2 separate regions of the Mus musculus genome follow, and region 2 is linked to region 1. The links are chromatin loops, found by intact Hi-C in ENCODE. Cell type or tissue: heart. All regions are shown on one strand. Links, peaks and the distances in the headings refer to the core of each region. The heading gives the core; the rest is flanking DNA.

What was found. Peaks named below come from ENCODE experiments on the same cell type or tissue, not always from the same donor. Only the 100,000 strongest peaks of a DNase experiment are listed, where the experiment ranks them.
Region 2: it touches region 1 in a loop (2.0-fold over the local background); 6 of 42 quality-filtered maps call a loop at or near these places.

Annotation. Positions count from the first base shown.
Region 1 is chr13:15,457,470-15,469,499 of GRCm38, reverse strand. Gli3 (GLI-Kruppel family member GLI3) reads right to left here and starts at 5,777. Exons shown (of 15, transcript NM_008130.3): 1 at 5,389-5,777. It overlaps Gm6556 (a long non-coding RNA gene), which reads left to right and starts at 4,882. Exons shown (of 1, transcript XR_001780862.2): 1 at 4,882-9,520. In heart, for the core only: no CTCF peak of the experiment used is centred there; DNase peaks (open chromatin) are centred at 5,129, 5,839 and 6,319; H3K4me3 peaks cover 3,747 bases; H3K27ac peaks cover 2,998 bases; H3K27me3 peaks cover 1,714 bases.
Region 2 is chr13:15,709,453-15,721,482 of GRCm38, reverse strand. It overlaps Gli3 (GLI-Kruppel family member GLI3), which reads right to left. Exons shown (of 15, transcript NM_008130.3): 11 at 7,835-7,984; 12 at 6,369-6,533; 13 at 1,138-1,428. Among named protein-coding and RNA genes, the nearest start is that of 4933412O06Rik, 87 kb to the left of the region's middle. In heart, for the core only: a CTCF peak has its summit at 6,153 (motif pointing right); no DNase peak of the experiment used is centred there.

The sequences.
Region 1 (12,030 bases), core at 1,620-9,619:
CCAGCTGACTCAGCCTTCACCCTTTATACATACAAGACGGTCAGTCTAGCCTGCATCAACTGCTACAGACACCCTCAATGAGACTGGTGTGGAATTCCGTTGCACAGTTCAAACAGCAGGCCTTGTCCTACAGTAGTGCAGCCTGATCCATGTGTCTGGCCAGTGGAGCCCAGGTCTCCATACAGCTCAGTCATTCAAAGCTGCTGCATGAGGTTTCTCTGCACACTAATAAATCTTTGGAGTGAATTACTCTTTTAAAAAAATCATAAAATGTAATCAGTAACAAGGCTTAATTGCCTCATTCCTTCATTAATAAAATTTGAACTTATCTTTTATCTAATTGATGAGTTTTCCATCTTTTTTTTTTAATGGCAGTATATAATATAAAACACTCTTGTTAGGCATTTTATTGAATCTTCAAAAATAATCTGCTTTAAAAATAAGTGAATATGTTATATATTTTAAATTTATTTCAACAGGGGTTTAAGAATGATACTTGTCTCTCATTGTTGAATTAATTCTAGGACATAAAAATTACACAAGTACACGAATGTGCTATGCCAATAGTTATTGCTGTAGCACCCTTCCCCTCCATAGCAAAGCAGCCCCCCTCTACATGCTTCAGGCCTGCAACCAATCCAATTTTCTTCAGGTACAATTTAAATGTATAGTGCATGCTACAACAAAACTGTGGTAGGATGCCAACAGGGTCCTTAAGAAAGTTTTCTAAATCACTGGAAAGGAGCTTTGAAAGAAAGCAAGGATTACAGTCAGCTAGAAGGGAGGGAGGGGACTTACCTCAAACCAGCCAAGCGGAAATCAGAGCAGTAATTCTACAAGTCGACAGAGTACACTTTCAAAGCTGTAATAGTGTGAAGAAGTGCCGGGCAGCATGGCCTGAAGGCAGCACTAATACACTGATGACTAATGGCTGGGCTAGGGCAGACAATGAATTTGGAGCTTGAAAACGAACAGAAACCATGCAGTACTTTGACAAATGGGCTTTCACAATTTCATTCATTGAATAACCTTTAAACACAAAATTGGCTTGGGTTCTCTTGGGAATGATATGACATGTTGCTGGACAATGATGTAAGTATTTTCTTTTTTAATTATGACTCGTACACAAAATGCTAGCATGCCATATAAGAGGATATAGTTTACAGATACCACAGAGGCACACATAGAACTCAATACAATATCGCCTTTCAGGAGGAGGCCTCAGTGTCCCAGTGCCACCTTATTAACTATGTAATGGCTTTTTCATTCAGCTACTTTAGAAAGCCATAGATTTTCTGAGACATTTTGTCGGGTTGAAACATGCACAACCAGAACAAAAAACACTTTCAGGTGAAACACACACACACACACACAGACACACACACACACACACACAGACACACAGACACACACACACACACAGAGACACACACACACACACACACACACACACAGAGGCAGCTAAGGAATATGTAGGAAACTACTGTGCATTTGGTATTTCAAATGGAAAAAGTCTACTTTTCAGGGGTTAGGCAAAGGGAAAGTGTGGTAAAAACAATCCAGACAACAAAGTTTCCAAACAAATGAGCTCATAAACACTCCACAGACAGCTTCTCTCCAACAGCTCTCCTCCCCTTTTCCAGACATAATTAGCTTTTCAGTTTAAAAAAAAGTTATAAATTTGGCAATTTTTAAAGAGAGAATGAAATATGTAAACAGTCTCTAAATTAACAAGTGCCACTTATTTCAGACAACATAGCCTTCAATGGACCCTAAAAACTTAAGCAAAGGGGATACTAAGACAGGAAGCTTAGCAAGCTCCTAACGCCACTGCTGGAGCCAGGAACACATAGCATACTTAATCTGCAAACTGTGAGAGTCCACAGTGGCTTCAGCAAGATCTAAGGCATGCCCTCAAGGTTTGCTGGGATCTGGGATTAGGGGGCTGATAAGAACCTCTGCTGCCCATGGACATGTTTTTCTTCTGCAGTTAAACACAAATGCATGGAGACATTTGACTGCTGCTTGGCGTTGCTGCTCGAGTTATATAAAAGCTTTTGCAGCTCCTTTTGCTGTCAATATATCAAAGTTTAAAAAAAAAATCATCAAAGTGTGAAATTTCATTTAAAGTCTTCACCAGTCTACAGCTCTATTTCACAGGCCCATCAAATAAAAGTAAAGATGAAAAATACACTGGAAAGTACTTGAGAAAGTTTGCAGCAGCGCCGGGCCCTGTTGCAGTTTATTGTCTGCCTCTATTTGCTTTGAAAGTAGAACAGATCAATTTCCATGTAGAAAACTGACAATGTGGGGTGAAGAGCAGCAGCTTCTCCCTGGCTCTAATGAGAAGACAACCTGAAATCATTATTAGAGAACCTTTTGTTTAACAAATGTGTTTGTATGTGTTGGTTCTGTAGCCATTTCAGCCTTTGATTGCCTCTCGATCTAAAAGTTGGCAGAAAATTCCTTGAATCTTCCAAAGCAAATCAGACCAACCTCAGAATATGAATGCCAGGAGAACTAAAACCTCCTTCAAAGAACTCCTCAGCTAGGGATTTACAACAATTTCAGAAAGGAGAAAAGTCTGACTTTTAAGATAATCTACTATCGTCTAAAAGCATTAACATTCCATTACTAAGGTTTTCCTGAACATTTCATGACTCAATGACTCATGTCTTCGAGACTGATTTTTCTCAGAACATTGCTGTCTCCATATAAGTGAGTGCACACAACAATGAGCATTAAAGTGTTTCCTTTCATAAGCTTCCAAACTGTCCTCAGAAATCGGGGAGGGGAATGCAGCAAGCAGGATGGATGCCTTACGGGGGACTCACTTCTAAATGCCTGAGCCCAGAGGATGCCTGTAACTCTTGCAGCATGCAGGTAATTAAGAAAACTTCACTGGCTTCAAAACAAAGGAGAGTCCAACTTTTAGGCCTTGGAATCCAATTGTTAAATTAACAATGCTTTCATTAAGTAAGCAATGAAATAACGCGACAGAGTTATTTTTCATCAATGCTGAATTTTCTCCTTTGCAAATTAGACATACAATAAAAACTGTAAGGACACTGGAGTTCAATCAAGGAGTGTGTAAAAAGCACAGGGAATTGGTAGGCATCTGAGCTAAGCCTGCCAGTCTATTAGCAATAAAGCAATCTATATCTTTTAAAGTGTTTCTGCCTGTGTGAAATTTCAGCAGACACCTCTCACATTGAACTTATTCATGCAGCTAAACCCAGCCTTCCCTAGGCTGACTTTAAGAATTACGTACCCTGAAAGGATCTCCCCTTAGGCGGAGAGTTTCTAATTAAATAGCTTTTAGTGTAAAATAAACTCTCTGCTCTGTATAAATATGCAATTTCAGCTAATTTAAATGTTATTTCATGTTTGTTTTAAGGTCTGACTATAATCTAACTGGCCACAGAGCTCGTGGACCAGATTGTTAAAGCCAATATTTCCTAACATAAACAAATTCTGTAGATACTCTGCACAGTTTACATTGTTAAAACCAATCTCCACTGCTTTAATATATCCTCTATTGCGCTGCCTTAGAAAAATGAAGTGATTCTGAGGTTATTTCACTATTTTAAAACAGCATTTTCCTGCTTCAAAATAATCTTGACACGTGTAATTAAGAAACTGTCAGACTATTATTAATTTTTAATTTAAAACCCAAATGAAATAATTACAGGAATCAATCAATAAGGCACCTATTCAAATTACAGAGCAATTACATAAATACTCAAAATTAATACTTTAGGCCAGTTCTTGAAGAATTCAGTCTATAACTCGTGAAGACATCAAACAGTGCAAGCTTGTGACATGAGAACGAAGGAAAGGTTTCCCCTAAAATAGACTAAAATGAGATTATTTCAGATGGCAGAGCACAGTTCCCCTTCCCCCAGCCATGCCCAATGCTCTCAAGCTGCAACTCTTTTTCTAGAAGTTATTTCCACCAGACACATATTTCAGGAAAAGAAAGAAAGAAAGAAAGAAAGAAAGAAAGAAAGGAAGGAAGGAAGGAAGGAAGGAAGAAAGAAAGAAAGAAAGAAAGAAAGAAAGAAAGAAAGAAAGAAAGAAAAGAGAAGCAAGCTAGCTAACCAGCCTGCCGGCCTCATCCAAGTTCTGCACAAAATCATTTAGAAAGGGGAGTGGGGGGTTAATCACTTGAATGTTCAGCAGAGTGCACGTACTGGGCTGTGAAAAGCTGTAATTGAGGAGGAGAAGGAGAGGAAAAGAAGGGCACGAGGTGTTTTTGGAACTAATAATACCAGCGGGGCTAATGGCACTGCCCCTGTATTTGCACAGCGGCCGGCCCTCCATACCTCGGACTAAAGAGTTCTTTTACTTGAGGACGACAGTCCATCATTTCAAACTGAAGTGGCAGCTGGAAAATGTGGAACAGCTGGCACAGAGCTGGGAGAAAATGTTTTACATAAATATATGTACATATAAACTGGCAGAGGGCCATGAGCACTGTACCCAAGGCCAGAATCTACAACCAAGTTGGGGGAGGAGAAAGGGTAAACGCGGTGCAGGAAACTTCCCTAAGTGGTCTTTACACACACACAGCCAAGAAAGCCTGGGGGGAGGGGGGGTATGGCTTGGTACTCAAAAAGGTGCACTCCGGGACACAGGCACAAAGTTCACAGAAGGATACTAAGTTCATCAAAGGATAATAAGCAAAGGCCGGGCCGAGTGTGAGGGCATGTGGCCATCTGCTGAAAAGTCGCTTCACCAACTATTCAAATGTATGATCAATATTAACTCTGCCACATCCTCGGGGTCCCACTGCAACTCCAGAAAGTTAAGTGTCCCCAGCAGAGTAGAGTGATCCGTACCCAACTCTGCTCTGTGCAAATTCGGCCTCTTGGTTACCGCAAGGGCCACGGCTACTTTTCTTTCTTTCTCTTTTCTTTCTTTCTGCTCTACCTCTGGAAAGGAAGAGACAGAGTTCCAAATCACGCACAGATGGCACAACTTTCACTTTTCCTCTCCCACCGCGGAGGCGCGCCCTCCATCCGCTCACCCCGCACCCCCACCCTCAGAAGTGAAGGCGGGACCCTGGAGAGCGGGGCAGCGGCGGCTCGGCGCATCCCCAGGCGCTGCGCGCAAGCCAAGCTGCGGCTTGCGGGGGCGCGAGGACCAGCCGCAGCTCCGGACTCCCGGAGCTCTGCGCAGCACTTGGCGAGAAGTAGGCACGGACGCCGCCGCTGCAAACTTGGTCCGCGCGCCCTGGGGCAGGAGCTCTGCAGTCCGGAGAGCCGAGACCCGATCCCCGAGAGCGCGGGAAGGCGCGAGCGCACACAAGCCGCTCCGACGCCGCCGGGAAGCTCGACAGGGAGGGCTGCGGGGCCCGCAAAACAAAGAACTTCAGGCGGGACGTACCTGCGGCTTTGGCTGTCAGGTCCCAAATCCACAGACCTGCGCCGGCGGAGCGGCAGGCGGACTCGGGCTACCGTGGATGGCCTGACTGATCCCAGCGTGCGGCCCCGGCGGGCATGGTGTGGCGTGGGCCGGCGACGGGGCGAGCGGGCGAGGAGGGGAGCGGCGGGCGGGCGGACGAGTGTGCGGGCGCCGGCGGTGCGGCCCGGTCCGCTCCCTCCCGCCGCTGCAGCCCGCGCATCAGTTTCAGGGATCCTGTAATCTGATCCCTCTGAGTCACCGGCCCTGAGTGACAGTTCTGATTTGGTTCAACCGCGGGTGGGAGGAGAAAGAGAAAGAAAGGAGCCCCCCGACCGTCAAGTCGACTTTTCAACGACTAAGGGCCCGTCCAGGCCGAGCGCCCCGGTTGCAAAAGTTGAGCTCCGCCGCGCGCGCCCTTCGCGCTCCCCTCCGCGCGCTCCTGCGCTCCTCCTCCTCCCCGCCCTCCTTCCCCAAGTTTTCACAGATGTGGTCAGACTCTGCTCTCCTTCCCGGCTCCTTCTTCCCTCGCGCGCCCCCACCCCCGCCCCGTCCCTCTAATTTCCGCCACTCGGAGGAGCGCTGGGGGGGACGCGCCGAGCCGCGGGACGACGCCGCCGCCGCCGCCGCCGCCGCCGCCGCAGGGGGCGAAGTTGGTTTAAAAACTTGGGAAGACTGCTCGCCTTACTTTGCTTTCCCGCTCCTTTCCAGGCCGCGCCCGGCGGGGTCCCGCTCCGCGCGCGCGGATCCCAGGGCGCTGCGCTGAGGGGCGGCACTGAGGCCGCGCGTCGGGCCGGGCAGGGCTGGCGCGGGCAGCCGGGAGCCACGCGCTCCACCGCCTCCGCCCCTCCCGGGTCCTCACACAGACACATCCAGGCCTGCTCCTCCTCTTCCCCCTCCTTGACCCCGCGCCCGCGCGGCGCGCCAGGCCCCACCCACCCGGCAGGAGGAAGGGGCCCGCGGGTGATGTCACCCGAGCCCTCCAGGCCTGCGCTCCCGCGCAGCCGAGCAGCCGGGGCTCGCGCGCTGCCGGGCGCTTCGCCCATGCCGCCTCTCTTCGCCCCCCCCCCCCCCAACTCCGCTCTCGGGCTGGACTCCCCTTCCTTCTCTAGAGACCTCTCAGATCGCCACTGCCCCACCCCCGCACACCTCCTGGTACTTTTCCCTAGGCCAAGCCTGAAACTTCCTCTCGCGGGATGATGCTTTTGAAAGTTGAAGACTTTCCTCCCCGTTGCGTTAAACTCCGTTTGGGACGTCTCGCCGTACAGCCTACTGTCCCCGTGGGCCACTTTGCAAAGAACACAAAGACCCGAGCTGGGAACCGGGACTTGAGCTGAGAACCCTGACTTGCACGGGGTTCTTTTCCTTAAGATGCAGAGTGCCTGTCCTTGGTTTCTTTTAAAAGACCCATGTTACTTCAACGGGCCAGTGCACTCATCTCTCTCTCCCCATCCAGGTACTCACCCCAACCTGTTACTTGAAAGGGAGGATTTCAAGGGGGTGGAAGAAAGAAGAAAACCCAAGAGACATTCCAGAATACCGGAGTAAGCAGTTGGCCCACCAGGAGTGCCTTGGTGCTCAGGGTGCTCTGTGGCAGCCGTCTTGAAGGCAGAGTGGGTGGATGAATAGCTATAATAATTTGAAGAACATTTTGAAATTCACGTGCTAAACTGGGGAAAATTTTTAACGGAATTGACAGTGTATTCGTTATTTGTTTCTGGTGACTTGTTGCTTATGACAAAGACAAAAGCAGAGAGTGACTTAAGCTTTCAGTGTGGGGCTCCAGACACTTCTTAGCCATTTTTAAGCTTTCTCTCCGCTACAACACTCTGTAAGGCAAAGAGTGAAACATCCTTCACTCATCTCGGAGTGCAGGAATATCAACAGAGGTAGCCCCAACCCTCCCCTCAGTAACTGGCCCCAGGCCCCAGAGTATTCCCTCAGCCTCTGTAGACTCTGAGCCCACAGTAGATGAGCGAGAAAATGCAGTCCTCCTAAGTCCCGGGACGGCTATGGATCTCCAGTGAGATTATACCTGCAAAGTTATAAAAGACGACATCGTGTGTGAGAACTATTTTCCTTTTTGGTATTTCAAGTTAGTCAGAGGGATGGTGTGTTTCATTAATGTCAGATACATTGTTTCTGGCATTTGGGGCTGCTGCTGCCTCCACCGCGAGAATGTAAATACTGCATCCTGATAGTTTTCTCTGCTTATCCAGTGGCAAAAGGGACAGCCCATAAATCACCGGGCATAAAATATAAATTTTGACTTTTACTTCTTACAGTCTCGCAGCACATTCTGAGTCATAAAGATCTTGATTTGGGGTTCTAAAAAACACTGGAACAAAGAAAAACATTGCAAAGCTTCCTTCCCACCACGCTATCAGAACTTAGCTAATAACCAAGAAGGAACTCCGCTTTGCATCCTAAACTTTGATTCCCTCACCTTAGGAGAGGTGGGCAACTCAGATTGGCTGACAAACGCATGCACGTGAACATGGTTTACAGAAATGGTAAAGAAAAAAAAAAAATTGCCTCGCTGTGAGTTAAATAATGTCATGGAGTTTCAATACATGTTAGCTTCATAACTCTTTTGCCCAGGGAAATCTTGGATACAAATCCCAAAATGAAACAAGAGGAATTCTTGAAGGTGGGGTGTCCTTAAAATTGGAACCTTAAATCTTATGCATCACCCACCTCCTGTCCTGCAGAGGCTCCTAAGTTATCTCTTAACTCAGTAGAGGGACTTCTGTTAATTAAGGAGCCATTAGGTAGGATGCATAGGGAAGAGACTGTTCCTTAATCCATCTGAATCCCACTCTTATACAGTCATTCCTGCCTTACCTCATCACTAGTCATTTCAACTACAAATCTCTTGGGAAATTTTAATGTCATAAGTCCTCTATGTTAGTTTTTTTTGTCAACTTGACACTACCTAGAGTCATTTGGGAAAAGGGACATTCAATTGAGAAAATATTCCATAAGATTCACCTATAGTAAATTTTTTGATTAACAGTTGATGTGAGAGGGCCCAGCCCACTACGGGGCAGTTTCACACTTAGGCTGATGGTCCTGGGTTATATAAGAAAACAGGCAGAACAAGCCACAGGGAACAAGCCAGTGAGCAACACTCCTCTATGGTCTCTGATTCAGTTTCTGCCTCCAGGTTCCTGCGTTGAGTCCTTCCCTTAGTGATGGACTGTGATCAGGACTTGTAAACCAAACAAACCCTTTCCTCCCTAAGTTGCTGTGGCCATGGCCACAGCAACAGATACCCTGAGCTATACTCACAATATTTAAACCTTTAAGATGGATTTATTTTCCATAATGAGGCAAGAGACTTAACAACCCTCTTGTTGGTTTGTCAGCACTGCTGTAGCAAGCGATTATGCAGTTGATGGCTTAAACAAGGCAGGCACTAACTTACATTTCTGAATGCCAGGATGCTAAGTCATAGTGTCGACAGGGCCAGTGTTTGCCTGCAAAGTGTGGGGAAAGCCATCCTTGCCTTCACAGGCTTCTTGTAGGAGCCCCTGATCTGCTTGCTATTCCTTGGCTTTCGGCTACTTCCCATCTCTCTGCCTGGGTGATCTTAAGGCATTCTCCTTGCACTCATCTCCTCTTATGGAGTTGAGAGCTGTGGCCTATGCCACTTCAGTCTGACTTTGTTTTGACTAATTGCATCTACAGCCTTGTTTTCAAATAAGCTAGTTTTCTGAAGTTCCTGGGATGAGCACTTCTTTTTAAGAAGAAGAGGGCACAAGTCAACTCAGCAACGTTGACCCACAGGGGTTTGTTTGGAGGCCTGGGCCTCAGAACACTGGTGTTAAGATGATTGAAACCATTACGAAGTGGAATACACATTGGTTGGCTTGCCTATTGAAAAGAATATGTTAATGCTGTTATAGCCTTAGTTATTCTCAAGAAATCAAGCTTATAATAGAGCAAGGAGGATTCCTTCCAATTCTCTGGCTTCCTGTCTCACTATGTGGGAGCATTAGGTGTGTTCCCACTTCATTAGTGTCATGACTCCAGAGGTCAAACTGTCGAGGACTCTCCATCTTGAACTTTCGGGTCCTAAAGTTCTGCTGAATAAACCCTTTTGCTTTATAAAGAATTGAGCCTCAGATAATTTGTTAAGAACTATTTTTATTCATGTGCATGTGTCTCTGTGTGGGTAGATATACATTGCATAGTGGGAGGGGATACCTTTAGGAGTCAGAAGAGGGCATCAGATCACCCAGAGCTTGAGTTACAGGCATTTGTGAGCTGCCTGGGAACCAAAGTTAGGTCCTCTGCAAGAGCAGTACCCACTTGAACCACTGAGCAACCTCATCCCCTATAATTTGTTATAGCAAGGAGAAACAGACTAATAAGAACAAGAGGATTAAAGTTAATGAAGGGTCTGCAACAGAGAAGACACATTTCAGTCTAACACCAGCTTCCCATGCTCCTCTTTATGCTTTCTCCGTTACATTTCTCATCATAAATATTCTCGTCCTCACCAAGTCTGTGGTTGTTTTGTCTTCTTGTGTAGTTGTTAGCAGTTAATCATTGGAAACTCCAGGAGGATGGTTCATGGACTCTGACGAACCTCCAGTTGGAAATTATGAAATCCCAGCTCAAATTGACTTAAGCTAATTGGAAATGTCAAAATTTTTTCAGTGTTTTATTGACTGGAAAGTCAAGACGTGTGCCTATAAGTTTCAGATAGGGCAGGATCCTGTCTTTGAGCTCTGCTTTATCTCATGAACTTTTTTTAAGCAATCAAGGAAGATTGACAGGAGGCAGGTGCATTTTACATAGTCTGCCCTATAGTTTGTTTCCCCTGCAATGAGAGCCTTCTTCAAGAGGATGCCATTTTCCTCTTTGTTTTGTTTTGTTTTGTTGTTTTGTTTTGTTTTGTTTTGTTTTGTTTTTCGAGACAGGGTTTCTCTGTATAGCCCTGGCTGTCCTGGAACTCACTTTGTAGACCAGGCTGGCCTCGAACTCAGAAATCCTCCTGCCTCTGCCTCCCAAGTGCTGGAATTAAGCCATTTTCCTCTTAGCTAGACAAAAAAGTAACTGCACACAGGCAGACAAGTAGCACTTGATTTCTGAATCACTTGTCCTTCATAAAGGTCACCCTTCCTTTCTTCCTGATTTTGGCCAGACACCTTCTGTGATATAAGACTGATGGTTTTGCTTCAGTTGGTCCAGCAAGGAGTTTGTACACTAGGAATTGAAGCCTTCAGTCCATGCCTCCTCCATGAGCCTCAGTGAGCCAGAGTCACACTAATACATCCTGTGTATGTGTAGCCAAAAGGATTCTCCCACCTTAGCTTACACTTGATCTCAAGCTTTTTATTTTTTTTCCCTCTTCTTTGTCTTTCCCTGTTTCTCCCCTTTCTTCTCCCTAACCTCACTTCCTGTGACCAAAGGAACACCAGAAAAAAATGATGTGCCAGCTGACAATAAGAAAGGAAAGTAAGTGTACTCTCTCCAGGCCTAGCGGCTAGAAAGCCTGTTACATGTTATACAAAAATAACCACTAAGACAAATGATAAAAATCAAGATTGGGGGTTCAGAGGGTGTCCAATGCTGTTCTTAATACCTACATGCAGGTAAATCCATGTGTAAAAATTCAAGCAGAATTAGTCAAACTAAGCTTGAGCTGCCCATTCTGTCTAATCTTACTAAATCTACTCCCAGGGCCTCGATAACCCATTTGTAGACAGCTAATGAAACACCCTACTACAACAGGCTCTGCAGAACTTTTTTTTTTCCCCATTTTTTCAGCTGCTCACACCCATTTTCCAGTCACTGGGATTCTGTACCAGCCTGTATCCATTGCAGGGAAAATATTGAGCACTCCCAAGATGAGAGCACTCCTACAGATACAACAGAATGGAAGGAGCCAAGCTCCCTCATGTCACAGGGCAGCTGCCAGACAGGAAAACGCTTCTAAGGGCATTGCACATGGGCCCTTCTAAGGTCTTCTCACTCAACACTCGTGTAACTAGTTCTTCTGTCTTCCCGGAACATTGGGATTATAAATGGAACCCAGATGTTGGCTGTGTCCTTCTTCACCTTGGAGATGTAGCTATAATTGGCTTGGACTTCAGCCAATACCACAACTTGGGAAGATCTAAAACCCTCTCTTTGAATTTCTGCTAACTTCAGGCTCTTTGGATGCTGCGTGACACTGAACTGTGGCCCACACTAAAGTTTTTGCCTGCCTACGCCATGAGAAACTACTCACAGCAGGTATGAGGGAGCGTGGAGAATTCCGCTGATGATTTAGGCATCTAGGGGATGAATTTTTCTAACCCTCCTTTTCATAAATAAAACAAGCTTTCTCTAGATCTCCAGCAGAGCAGCTTAGTGAGCAATGCTGTTCCCCAGTTGAGCATTTCTGTCTGCTGCACTCATCTGATTCTTCCCTTTTAGCCCAATACCCAATCCACTACCTTGGTGATCATCTCCCATCTCCTTGGCAGCCATGCTCCACATCGATTTTAAGTTTCCCAAAGTTAGGGCAATCAGAAGAGGCCTCTGGGACAAAAGTCTTTCATAATTAGACATGTAAATTGGCGTTTTGGTTGTGCACAGTCTACGTCACTTCACTCATTCACACAGTGTGCCTAC
Region 2 (12,030 bases), core at 1,666-9,665, 250 kb before region 1:
TGGGAGCAATAGACAGAAGAGGTGTTGCATTAATAAGAAAAAGGAAGAGAGAATTTAATTTATAGCATGATGACCAAATTAAAGACAAGTTTTAAAAGAAATTATATTAGAAATGTAATGTTCATTAATACATGTCTGTGAAGGTATCTGGTATTTAATGGCCATGAGCACACGACATCTGTTGAGGAAACAGGACCCCGTGATTCACCTCAACAGGACCCCGTGATTCACCTCAAGAAACTCCAATTTTCTCACCTGGAAATATAGAGTTCGGTCTGCAGCTGTTTGAGTTCTATCTTTATAATATAATTTGCCTATAAATATTCACATACCAAGTCAATTTTAAGAGAAACTGCTACAAATAACTCTGACAATCCTCATTTTTTATGCAATAGAAGGTATCTTGGGTTGTGGTGACATGCGAATCTTGTGCCTGTCTCCACTCTCCCTGACCTGTACTGCAATCCTTAAGACTAGAGCTGTTAAGCCCATGATCACACCCTAGTCTTGCCTTTGCCCTACTCCCTCTCCCCCTTCGCTCTGGCAAATCCCACAACTGATACCTCTCGTCTCCCTCCCATTCCCCAGGAGCCACTGGCTCTCCCTGAGTGCTGAACTGTCCTGGGGCCTCTGCCCTTGGAGCACACTGCCAATTCTCCTTCTCTAGAAGGCTTTTCACAGACTTGTTGTTTAAGCCTCATCATCTGAATTGTATTTGTTTTTCAATCTGTACATCCCACTGAACTGTAAAACCCCAAAGAATAAGGACTTCGGCTTATTCATCTTGGGGTCAACAGGGCACGGAAGACAGAAAGCGTATTTGCAGAAAGGCTCAAGGAATGATTTTCTACTGAGTAGCCGCATTGAAGACACTGACAGCCACGTCTGTCTGCCACAAGTGGTACAGCTATGGATCAGTTTTATAAGTCAGGTAAGAATCTTAGCAACTCCCTTTGAGCAAAGTTATTGACTAAGCAGATTAACTTTGAGTGAGCAGTCTCAATCACTGGGCTCACGACTCTCAAGTCAGAGTGGCCAGATACAATGGAGGGGGATGGTGTCATCCCTTGACATGTTCATCTGGGTTTTTCTTAATGAGTGCTTGGCTCTGGGAGAACAGGAGAGTGAATGACATACCATGGGCTTCTCAGCCTTGACAGTCTTCACCTGGAGGCACTCTTCCCGCTTTGAGGTAGTGTTGCTCAGCTCCTTCTGCTCACCAAATGCTCCCTGAGTTGGCCGGCCAGGGGACCTGGACTGTGAATGGCTGCCGGAATCTCTCGGGGGTGGAGGCCGAGGGTGCATGTCCCCACGCTGCTTCTTGGTAACATGAGCCTCAGGGCCATGCACAGTCTTCACGTGTTTCCGGAGAGAGCTGGGGTCTGTGTAACGCTTGGTGCAGCCAGGGATTTTGCATACATACGGTTTCTAGCAAATTCCACAAAAAGAAATTGTTGATGAATGGCAATAAAAGTGATTATGACTTGCAGTTGCTCAGTACAATTCTAATTCTTGCAAAAGTACTTCCACAGCATTTAGGTACCTCACAGGTCTAATGACTTAGAAAGCCTATTTGATATTGCTCAGTGTCCATAGAATCTAGCTTAATAGGTATTATTTAGAGAGCTCTGTAAGTAGTAATAGTGTATAAATTGCCTTTACATTGTTGGAAGCATTTATGCTGTGAGTGGAAGTATCATGGCTCTCCATCTACTGATGATGATAATGGAGAGAGGCTTACAAGAAGATGATATCAGGACAATTTTATACATCTTACAGGAGATGTATGTGTGAAGAAATTTATTATCTTGGTTCTGCGATATAATAATTCTTTGCTTTGAAAATGTGCTATTTGTACAAAGGTATTATAATAAGAAGAAATAAAACTAAGCTGCCCAGAGCTGTTCTCATGTTGTTTAATGAAAAGTGCTCATTTGGGTAGCTGGGTAGCCTTACAATTGTTTGGGGTTCAGATGTAAAAATTCTCAGAAGGTCTCTGGTCTCTAAAGTTGTAGCCTCATTACAGACTATCCATATAGCCCTCAAGGCTCATGATGGATTTATGGAAAACCAGTCTCTCAATTTGCTTTCCTCTGACTTTCCAGGTCTACACAAGGCAGAACTACTTCCTTCCTGCTAATTTTATTTTCTCCCTGAGTTGTGTACCATGCCTCCTGATACAGTAGGGGCATTTATATCAAATTATTCATATAGATTACAGAACTGATCCCTTTGTTAATCAGCAATGTTAGAATGGTGATTTTGTTTTCTTGTCTGCCAAAATAGTAGCAATGGGATAATAATGGGATGCTAAGGGCTCGACATCCACAAACTTAACTGACTTCAGATTGAAAACACTAAAACTTCACACCTGTAGTGTGAAAACCTTATACATGTAGCAACCATGAGTAGATAGTTCTTGTTGCTATTCCCTAAACAATATCACAGCTATTTAAATGGCATTTACACTGCAGCATGCATTAGATGTAATCAGAAGTATGAGAGAATATCTATCTATCTATCTATCTATCTATCTGTCTGTCTGTCTGTCTGTCTGTCTGTCTGTCTGTCTATCGCAGCACTTTATTGAAGAGACTCATGTATTCTCAGATTCTGGTGTGGGTAGGGGTTCCGGACATGCTCCCTTGCTGAAAGCCATGAGAGGATTATGTACTTCCATCTCTGTGTACCAGAAGGTGAGCTAGTATATAAGAAATCATCATGAAAAGCATGATTAAAATAATATATCTCTTATCCTTGCTGAACACCCTGTCTTGCAGAATGCATGTCTAAAAGATGCTTTTTCACTAAAAGCCTAAGGCCAGAATGAGAGCAACCTAAAATGCCGAAATTCTGTAACGTAGAGAAGCGAAGATTCCGAACATTATCCTGAGAGACTTTACCTTCAAATGTAAGATTCAGTTGGATAGAATTGATTCCCATTAACTACAAATTATGTCTACTCAGGGGCTCTGTGATTTGCCGCATATACACGACGAAATGAGAGTGCAGGATTTCATGCATTAGGGACAGAAGAATGGCTCTGACAGTTAGTGCCATTACCTTTGGGTGTTTGTATATCAACCCTGTGCTTGCTCAGGGCACTGATGGGACAGGCTGCTCCATCAGCAGAGTGCCTGATGCAGGTGTGTGGGCAAGGGGAGAGAGGACAATGACAGGGCACAGGACGGGGACAGGAAGAGCTACTCTTCCTATAAACACACTCATGTGCATATTAAGATTAGCCTGGAAATGAGTTCACAGCTGATGGGCAATGAGCACAGAGAAGTTCATCAGAACTAGCATTTTCAAGCACACCTGTGACCATGTACCCTTGTATATGAACATGCACATTAAATGTCACCTACAAAACCCCATAAGAACACAGGTTCTTGAAGTTTATGCTTTAAAACAAACCACATAACCACAACTATGGAGCCTGTGATAGCAATACAATGCCAGGATGATAGCAGACACACTAAGGGGCCAACTTCTCATGTCCTGGACATTCATCCTCAGGCATGATGGTTGCCATTGTGACTTGCATACTCAGGTACCTTTGGAAAGCAACTGATGCATTTTCTCCTGACTATACAATTTATCAGACAGAGGAATAAGTTCTTTTTCCACAGCCTACACTAGCTGTGAATTCTCTCACATCAGCCACCCAGGTGCTGGGATTACAGCATTGAGCTACTATTCCCAGATAAATTTTATTTTTCACTGAACATCAAATGAGTACTACTATATGCAAGACTCCTGCACACAAAGATGTGTAACCTCAATAAAAAGATCATTTATGTAATCCCTTATATTTTGTATGCAGAATCTTCTTTTCTGGTAGGAAAAATGAGACCATGTAATCATTTATAGTATAAAGTATGAATCCCAAAGATGTAGACAACTGAGGACTCCTTTTTTGGTTGGGATAATCCTGGGAGGTGTGTCAGTTAATAAAATCTGCGCTTAACTTCCATCTCACGTGTACATAAGATGCTTATAACCACACATGACCCATATAGTAAACACTTGCTCAATGGAGCATTTCTTATGAGGAAGCACTTCAGCTAGGTAGCGAAAACAAAGAATGAGATTCTGTGGAATAAAAGCAATTAACAAGATGATGCCAAAAATGAAGGGTCCCTAGAAAAGATCCTGCTCATGAGTGGTCCGGAGCATGGGCATAAATGTGGCTCCAGGAGGAATACAAACTGTATGATCTAGAATGGGGAGTCCTTTCAGAGGTCACTGCTATACAGCCCAAGGGCCCTGAAAGATCATGAACAAAGTCATAGACAGAGAAATGCCACGACAGCTTTTCTGTTATGTAAGAGACCTGCTGTCTGGATCTACCCTGCTGAATTCTTAGCTCTACCTAACATAGCAAAAAGTCTTCACAGTCATAAATAAGACAATAAATAAACGCAAGTGCGTATCAGGATTTATTTAAGATGGGCTAACTTGCCTACAAGAACCTGGATTTCCAGGACAGGCCTATCTTCTGTATATGTGAAACTGTGCCAGCTTCTATACTCAAAACCTAAGAGTCTCATACATGTTATAGAGAAAAATGACTTGAATGTGAGTGAATCTTAATTAAGTGCTATTATCAAGGTAACCCATTTAAATAAGTTCCTCATTCCTGGTAATAACATTATTGCCCAAGTCATCTTCTAGTTTCCTGAGATGTTCAATTCTCATATAATCCTGTATTTCTTAATCTCATCAAAGAAAAAATAAATAACTAGACCATACCTAAAATAAGCAGATGTCTGTACATGTTTTAAATTCATAAAAAATGAAAATCTATGTATTTGTGCATCCCTGTCTCAATATATTCACTGACCAAATTTCTCTACAGCAGGAGAGGTTGGCCTAAACTTTACAAAAGGAATGAATGCCTTCTTTTACTTAAGTATATGAAAGATAGCTAAATTTAATTACTATGTTAATTGAAATTCCAAGCAGAGGTTTTCAACTCTATGAATTGAAACTGAGGTTGAAAAAAAAAAAAAAAAAAAACGAACTGAGGACATTCTTCATGTTGTGTAATAAACTAGAATATTCTAGCACTCCAAAATCAGCAGCCTGCTATTTCCTTGGCCTTAAGTGTTAACAAATACCAATCTATTTTGTCTCCATGGATTTGCCCATTCTAGACTCCCTAAAATGTTCCGGTGGCTATTATATACAGAAAAAGCTTTTAACATTATAATAAAAAATGAAATTTGTCTTCCTAGGTCATTAACAGGAGATTCAAAATGACCTGTCCTTTCTTATCATACCATGACCTTTCGAAAGAGCTGGGGTCTGTGGACCTGGGTCTGTGGACCTGCAACTGTTGAGTTTCAAGTATTTTAGACAGTGTAGATGATCTCATTAAAGGTCATTTTAATCTGTTTTATTCTATCACCACACTATTCCCCCTACCTCTGCTTAAAGCCAAATGGCTCCTGAGCAAAGTGCCTCACTTGGTTTAGATATTGCAAGGCTGTAAGAGTAGCCTACAACTGATGATGTCATAATGGCCACTCTGAAGTTGCACACATGCAAATTTCTCCATTTGCAACAATGTTTCAAATCAAGCAAGGACACATGTGGCCGGCCTGAACTACAATCTCATTTCTATCCAAAATGAGGGAGCTTTATTAGGCTTGGTATATTCAAGGGAGTTTACAGAGGAGCCAATATTCATCTACAGCTCCCAAGAAGAAGTTCTACGCTTTTAGTCAGATATGCATCAAAGCCTAGCTAATGCAAATCTGTAACCATTTTTATACTTATCAGTAGTCTGGGGACAAATGTCTTAAAAATAATGGCAATACAACACAAACCACTATGATAACAGACTTAAATATTAACTGGGCTTCTAAGAATATCTTCCAAGGTCCTCTGGAATTTAGATCTCTATAAACTGTTTTTAAGCTGTTTGCTTGATGAAAATAATTTTAGATATCATGCATGTGATGAAACTGCTCTCTCCTCGAAAACAAATACAATTGGATGCTTTTAGGAGTGAGCTGTCTGTCACCTGCCACTGTGATGATTCTGAATGTCTTGAAACAGTACCAGGTCTTACTTTGTGTGGGACCATGCTATTAGAGCAGGCAGCCTGAACACTAAATTAAATGCTACTACTGTCTAGCCAGTAGATGGCAGGTCCGAGCAACAGGAAACTAAGTTCAGCAAGGGTTTTTATAGAATTTCTTCTTCGTCTGCATTACTCTCTAAACAGGGTTCATCCTTGAGGCCTCAAACCTTCATCTGCAGACGTGCAGGGCCTCAGAGCCCACTCACAGTTGAACAACCCAGAGAAAATAAAACAGAACACATCTACTGTACCAGATATATGCCACATGGAAGCTTACCTCATTGGAATGTGTTCTGTTTTGGTGCTTGGCCCGATCTGAAGCATTAGAGAAAGCCTTGTTGCAGCCCTCATGCTCACAGACGTATGGCTTCTCTCCAGTGTGAGATCTCAAGTGGGTTTTCAGGTTTTCGAGTCTTGAGTAGGCTTTTGTGCAACCTTCAAACTGAGGACAACAGGTAAATCTGGACCACTCTACACAATAGCAGCTGCAGCTTGTGTTCAGCCCCCTCTCCAAGTGGATAAAAACTTGACCTTTTAAGGGTCAGCAGCTTTTCAAAACCATGGAACAAAAACCCCACTAAACTCTGCATTTATTGGGATTCAGATGTGGCTTGGGGCAGCTGAAGACAAAGCGTTGTCAGTGCCTGTAAAACTCCCGAAGGCTTTTTTCCCCTCCTATTTTTTTTTTTTTAATAGACAGCTCAATGTGGACAATGAATTTCATTATCTGTTCATTGATCTCCTCCAATTCCCACTGATTTCAGATTCAGCACAAAGTTCATTAATATGGCTTTGTGTCCATACAAAGGCATGGAATTTGATCATGTTTATAAAGGCCCTTTAAGATGTAAAGTACCGGGGGCTGTGCAGCACTCAGAGCAACTCTAGAGAGAACTTAGTCTCACTGCAGCCCCAGCCTACTCCAGGGGCTTCTACGCACTGTAGCGACTGAGCAAGGATCGAGGAGACAGAACAACAGGCAGATGAATATGCCTTGCCAAAAGGCTTGGGCTCTTTTTAGATTTCAGAATTTACACAAGTAATATTTGAGACATAATGAAGACACAAGTCCATTTATGCTTCATACCATGTGCACACTAATAGTAATGTTATACAGCAGTTTTAATGCACGTGTGTTGTGAGCACAGTGGTTGTAAAGGTTATGAACAAGGCTTTCTAACTGGTACATTATGTCAGCACCCAGAGCCTTGTGCATGGTAGCTAAATGCTCTGATATGAACTACATCTGAAGCCCAGTGTGTTGAATTTTGTTTTTCATAAAGAATGCTCAACTTAGGGCCTGTAAGATGGGTCAGTGTACAAGCTGTGTAAACTTGACCACTAGAGTTTGATACCTGTAACACACCTAAAGGGGCAATAGAGAATCAACTCCATAAAATTATCCTCTGACCACTACATGCACAAATAAAAAAATTAAACTGAAAAATAAATCAACTCTGTGGTTTGTCCTGCAGTGTGCTGACCTGTGGGAATATGGCAGACACAGAAGGCATGGGCTCGTGGAGCCAGTCACCTATGCCTGCCTGTCACTCTGCAGAGATGGCCTGTTTAAAGCTCAGCACTAAGGTACTCTACAAACAATGCTCTGTCTCTCTTCTCACTACCCTTTCAGATCCTGGGGTCAAGAGCATGCAAACCCCTTGAGAACAGGAAAGGCCTAGAGAGCAAAGTGTCACACTCGCCCGTGTGAGGGGACACTGAGGCTGTCAGGTATGCACTTACTGTACATTTGTGAGGCTTCTCCCCAGTGTGTCTTCTCATATGCACTACCAACATGTACTGGGCTTTGAACGGTTTCTGCTCTCGTGAACAATCAAGCCAGCGGCACACGAACTCCTTCTTTTCTCCATGAATGTGGTCATTATTGATATGCTGGGGTTGAGGAAAAGAGAAATAAAATTAAAATGTGTTAGCCATATCTCAGAGAAACAAAAGGAAGTGAAAATGCTCAAATTTGAGCTTTGAAGATTATACAAATAACTTCACTACATCACAGATTTTTAAACATTCGAGTATATACATTTCTAAGTACATTTACTGTTGGTAACTGCCTGAAGCCAGCACGGGAACCATGATTGGGAGCAGGCTTGGCATCCAGAAAGGAATACTTGACCCTGAAATCTGAAGAACACTGGGAGTACATGGGATATGGGGGTGGGGGAGGGTTGGACAGAACACACATGTACCCATGACTTTATAACAAAACTCAAGAAAATGCAACTTTGGTTTAGATTTGGGACAACATCTTCTTGAATAATAACCCCAGAGAACTATGTGTTAAGAAAGAGAATCTGCCATCATTTCCATCAAGATTTCGAATTCTATTAGTAGGTAAAATTTTTTTCTCTGATTATTTTAAGTGTATTACTGCTTTGCTTGCACATGGTGCCTGGTGTCTGTGAAGGTCAGAATGGAAAATCAGGCCCCTAGTACCTGTTATGGACTGTTGTGAGCTGCCATGGTTGCTGGGAACCAAAGAATCTGGGTCCTCTGCTTTGCAACAAGTCTCTTAACCACTAACCCAGAGCTTCTTCATCTTACTGATGCTGCGACCCTTTAATACAGTTCCTCGTGTTGTAGTGACTCCAACCATACAATTATTTTTGTTGTTACTTAAGTGTAATATTGATACTGTTATGAATGACAATGTAAAGATCTGTGTTTTCCTTTAGACTCAGACAACACCTGTGAAAGGGTCACTCAGCCTGAAAGAGGTCATCATCACCTACAGGTTGTGAAACACTGCATTAAGCCATCTCTTCACACCCAGGCAATTTTAAAAATAAATAAATAAATAATGAATGAATAAATAAAATGGAGGTAAATTTCTCCAAATTCCTCACCAATTCAAGGCTTTGGGGTTAGTTACATCTACATCTTTGGAAGGACACGTGAAGTGCCTTCCAAGAGGATGCATGAAAAACCTACAGTAATACCTGAGGAAGAGCAAGGGAGCTCCCCAGATAAAACTACAGTGGACGGACGTGTCTTTATTGCCAGTGGTACGAGTCTGCAGTGCAGTATTGAGAGCCTGAGTAAGGAACACTGCCAACTGAAAACTAGACCAGACTTCACACTGAGCCCCTTTCTCAAATACCAAATCCAACTGAGTCCATCTCCAGTAAGATTAGTACACTACTTAAATGTCCAATTCTAGACTACAAGGGAAAATTTTGTCCTGTTTTTTTTGTTTTTAATTCTCTGGCCAAGTTATGCTTTATTTGGCTTATTTTAAGGCTACCAGCTATACTTTTTCAAATATACAGATATGTATCTTTTAAAAGTCATCCGGTAATTAAAGTTTTCTTGAGTTCTGTTGCAGTAATGACACAGCATTTGATATGTGCCTGTGAACACTCTAGCTTAGAGACCTAGTGGGAATTTTCTGCTACCAGAACAGGCTTTCTTGATTATTCATCTAGGTGGCTGATTGCCTGAGGATAAACATTTTGCATGAAAAAATAGTTTTCTTTATTGTTTCTAGAAGTAAAAGCTGGATAAAGGCAGAGAAAAAAAAAAGTCATTACTCTCCGCTCTTTGAACGGCAATCAGAATGTCTGATGAACTGCAAAGTAGCAGCATGTAACAGCACACACAGAGACAATCTTATCATGTGGGACTACAGGCAGCAGAACACAGTGACAGCAGAACTGGTCTCCTCCTGAACTTCCTATCCTAAGTCAGCTGTCATAGGAAGCAGTATCTTAGATATCACAATAGTGCACATAATCCACAAAGAGAACAGATGTGCACCACAGGGAACTTAGTGCTGCAATGTGTAGTCTTAGTCAACCACCATGCTTGCGCACTGCCCTGGATGGTCCCAAAGAGAGTCTGCAGATACAACTCTCTCTGACAGAAAAATAGATGAGTACATTGGACCATCCCATAAAGTTGCTATTCTTTCAGTTTTTCTATGATTGGAAATTAACAAATTGGTCCTTGTCCTAAAACACTTGGAAAGAAGATGGGGGACAAGGGAGGAAGGAGGAAAAATGGAGGGAGGAGGATGAAATACAGAGAAAGGAAGAAGCAGAGATTATAATTGGAAATCGCAATTCTATTTGTGCTGTACAGTCCCCAAAGTTTCACATACTCATCCACGGACTGTATCCCAATGCCTAGCAGTTACATAGTATCTGTTGGGTCCATCTGATCTACCATGCTATGGGAATAGTGCCAGCAAAAGACACCCTGAACACTTGTTTATCTTAATACAACTTTGCTTTACCTGGTATTTAATGTACAGCATTTCGTTACTATAAAATTACTCTCAAGAATTCACAAAAGCTTTTAAAGATATCTAGGCATGGCCCACTCTTTCCCTGGGGGAGCAAAGGGATACAAAGATGGCAACAGTTCTCTCCTCTTCATGCCTTCAGGATGGTGTGTGGTAAGCCTTTTGCACTAGGCCCAGCAACAACAGGGAGTGAGGCAGACATAATTTCTGCCCTAAGGAAATTACAGACTCCTGGAGAAAAACGGATAATAACTTAAATTGCTGCATAATTACAGTTGTGATAAGCATTATGAAGGGAAATAATGGGTTTCATAAAAGCATGTAACAGGGGCCCAAGATCAGTGTGGTACATCAGGAATCAGGGGTCGGTACAAATGAAACTACATTGAAAGCAGAACCTGAAAGCTGAATGAAGCCCCACCAGGTGTGAGGTCAGGCTGAGAGTGGAGAAAAGGGGAGACTATGGCAGACACAAGATAGAGAAGCACTCACTGAAAGTCAGATCTTGGTGCCTTTGAGGATAGTGGTGACACCCACAGACAGCAAGAAAGAACTCGCCAGGCAGACCTGGCAGGCTACAGGCAGTGTTGCTGTTTGGCATGGTGAGCAGGCACAAGCTCTCCGAGGGTTAAAGGTACACTGTTCAGATGGTCAGGCACAGGCTATAGGACCAAGGCTCACAAAACCAGCACATTTCAGATCTCCAGCAATAACACTGTGGGGCTAAACCAAAACAACACAGGCCCTGCACATCTACCCCATCATGAACATTGGAGTAAAGTAACTGGAGCTACTCAGGGAGCCACTGGAGCAGCAGGAGGAGGGGTCAACAGTGTCTGAAATACAATAAACGACTAGTTTTCCTGTGTCCTGCTGACACATCTGAAGAGCTGAACTTGAGAGGTCTCCAGAGGCACCCTGGGTCCTAGTACTTTCTTATGAACTGAAAGAAAGAGGAAGGATAACAACTGTCCAGGTCCCCTGACAGTCCTTGCCTGTGGCAGGGTGGGGAAAGCTCTAGACTTTCTCCAGGTACTGAAAGTGGCTAGGAAAAATTTGTATATAACAGTGTCACCTCTAAGCTGGGAGAACCAACAGCACGTCCAGGAGTACAGTAGCAGGGAACATCGACTCTGCTCACGTCTCATCAGAGGGCATGGTAAGCTGAGCAGCAGGCAGCCCCAGTGCTGTTGTCTCCACACAAGGAAGAGCAAGAAGGGCCAGTGCTGGATAACTAAAACTCCATATTCTGTAGTGTATAGAGTAGACTGCAGTCTTAATATGTTTTAGAATTTTCCTGAAACTTCTCTTAAATTCAAACAGTGATTACGCTCACACTTGTGAGCACGCACATGGGGGCATGCATACATGGGGGCATGTATGCAAGATTATCTTTCTGTGAAGGAACTTCGATGATCTAAAGCAGAAGTGAACAGAGCTTCTCAGATGCTGTAGTCTGTTACCATAAGGAAATAGAGGTACCTATTGGACTCTGTAGGACATTCAAGTGTGTTTAACATGAAAGGGAACGTTTTTTAAGATCCAGGAATTACTTATAAATTAAGATTCTAAGAAATCACAAGCCTCATGGGGTTGTAAGTTTTAAATAGTTACTTGCCTTTAAAATAACTGTTTGGTTGCTGTGCCTATAGGTTAGTTGAACACTCCGAAGGATAGA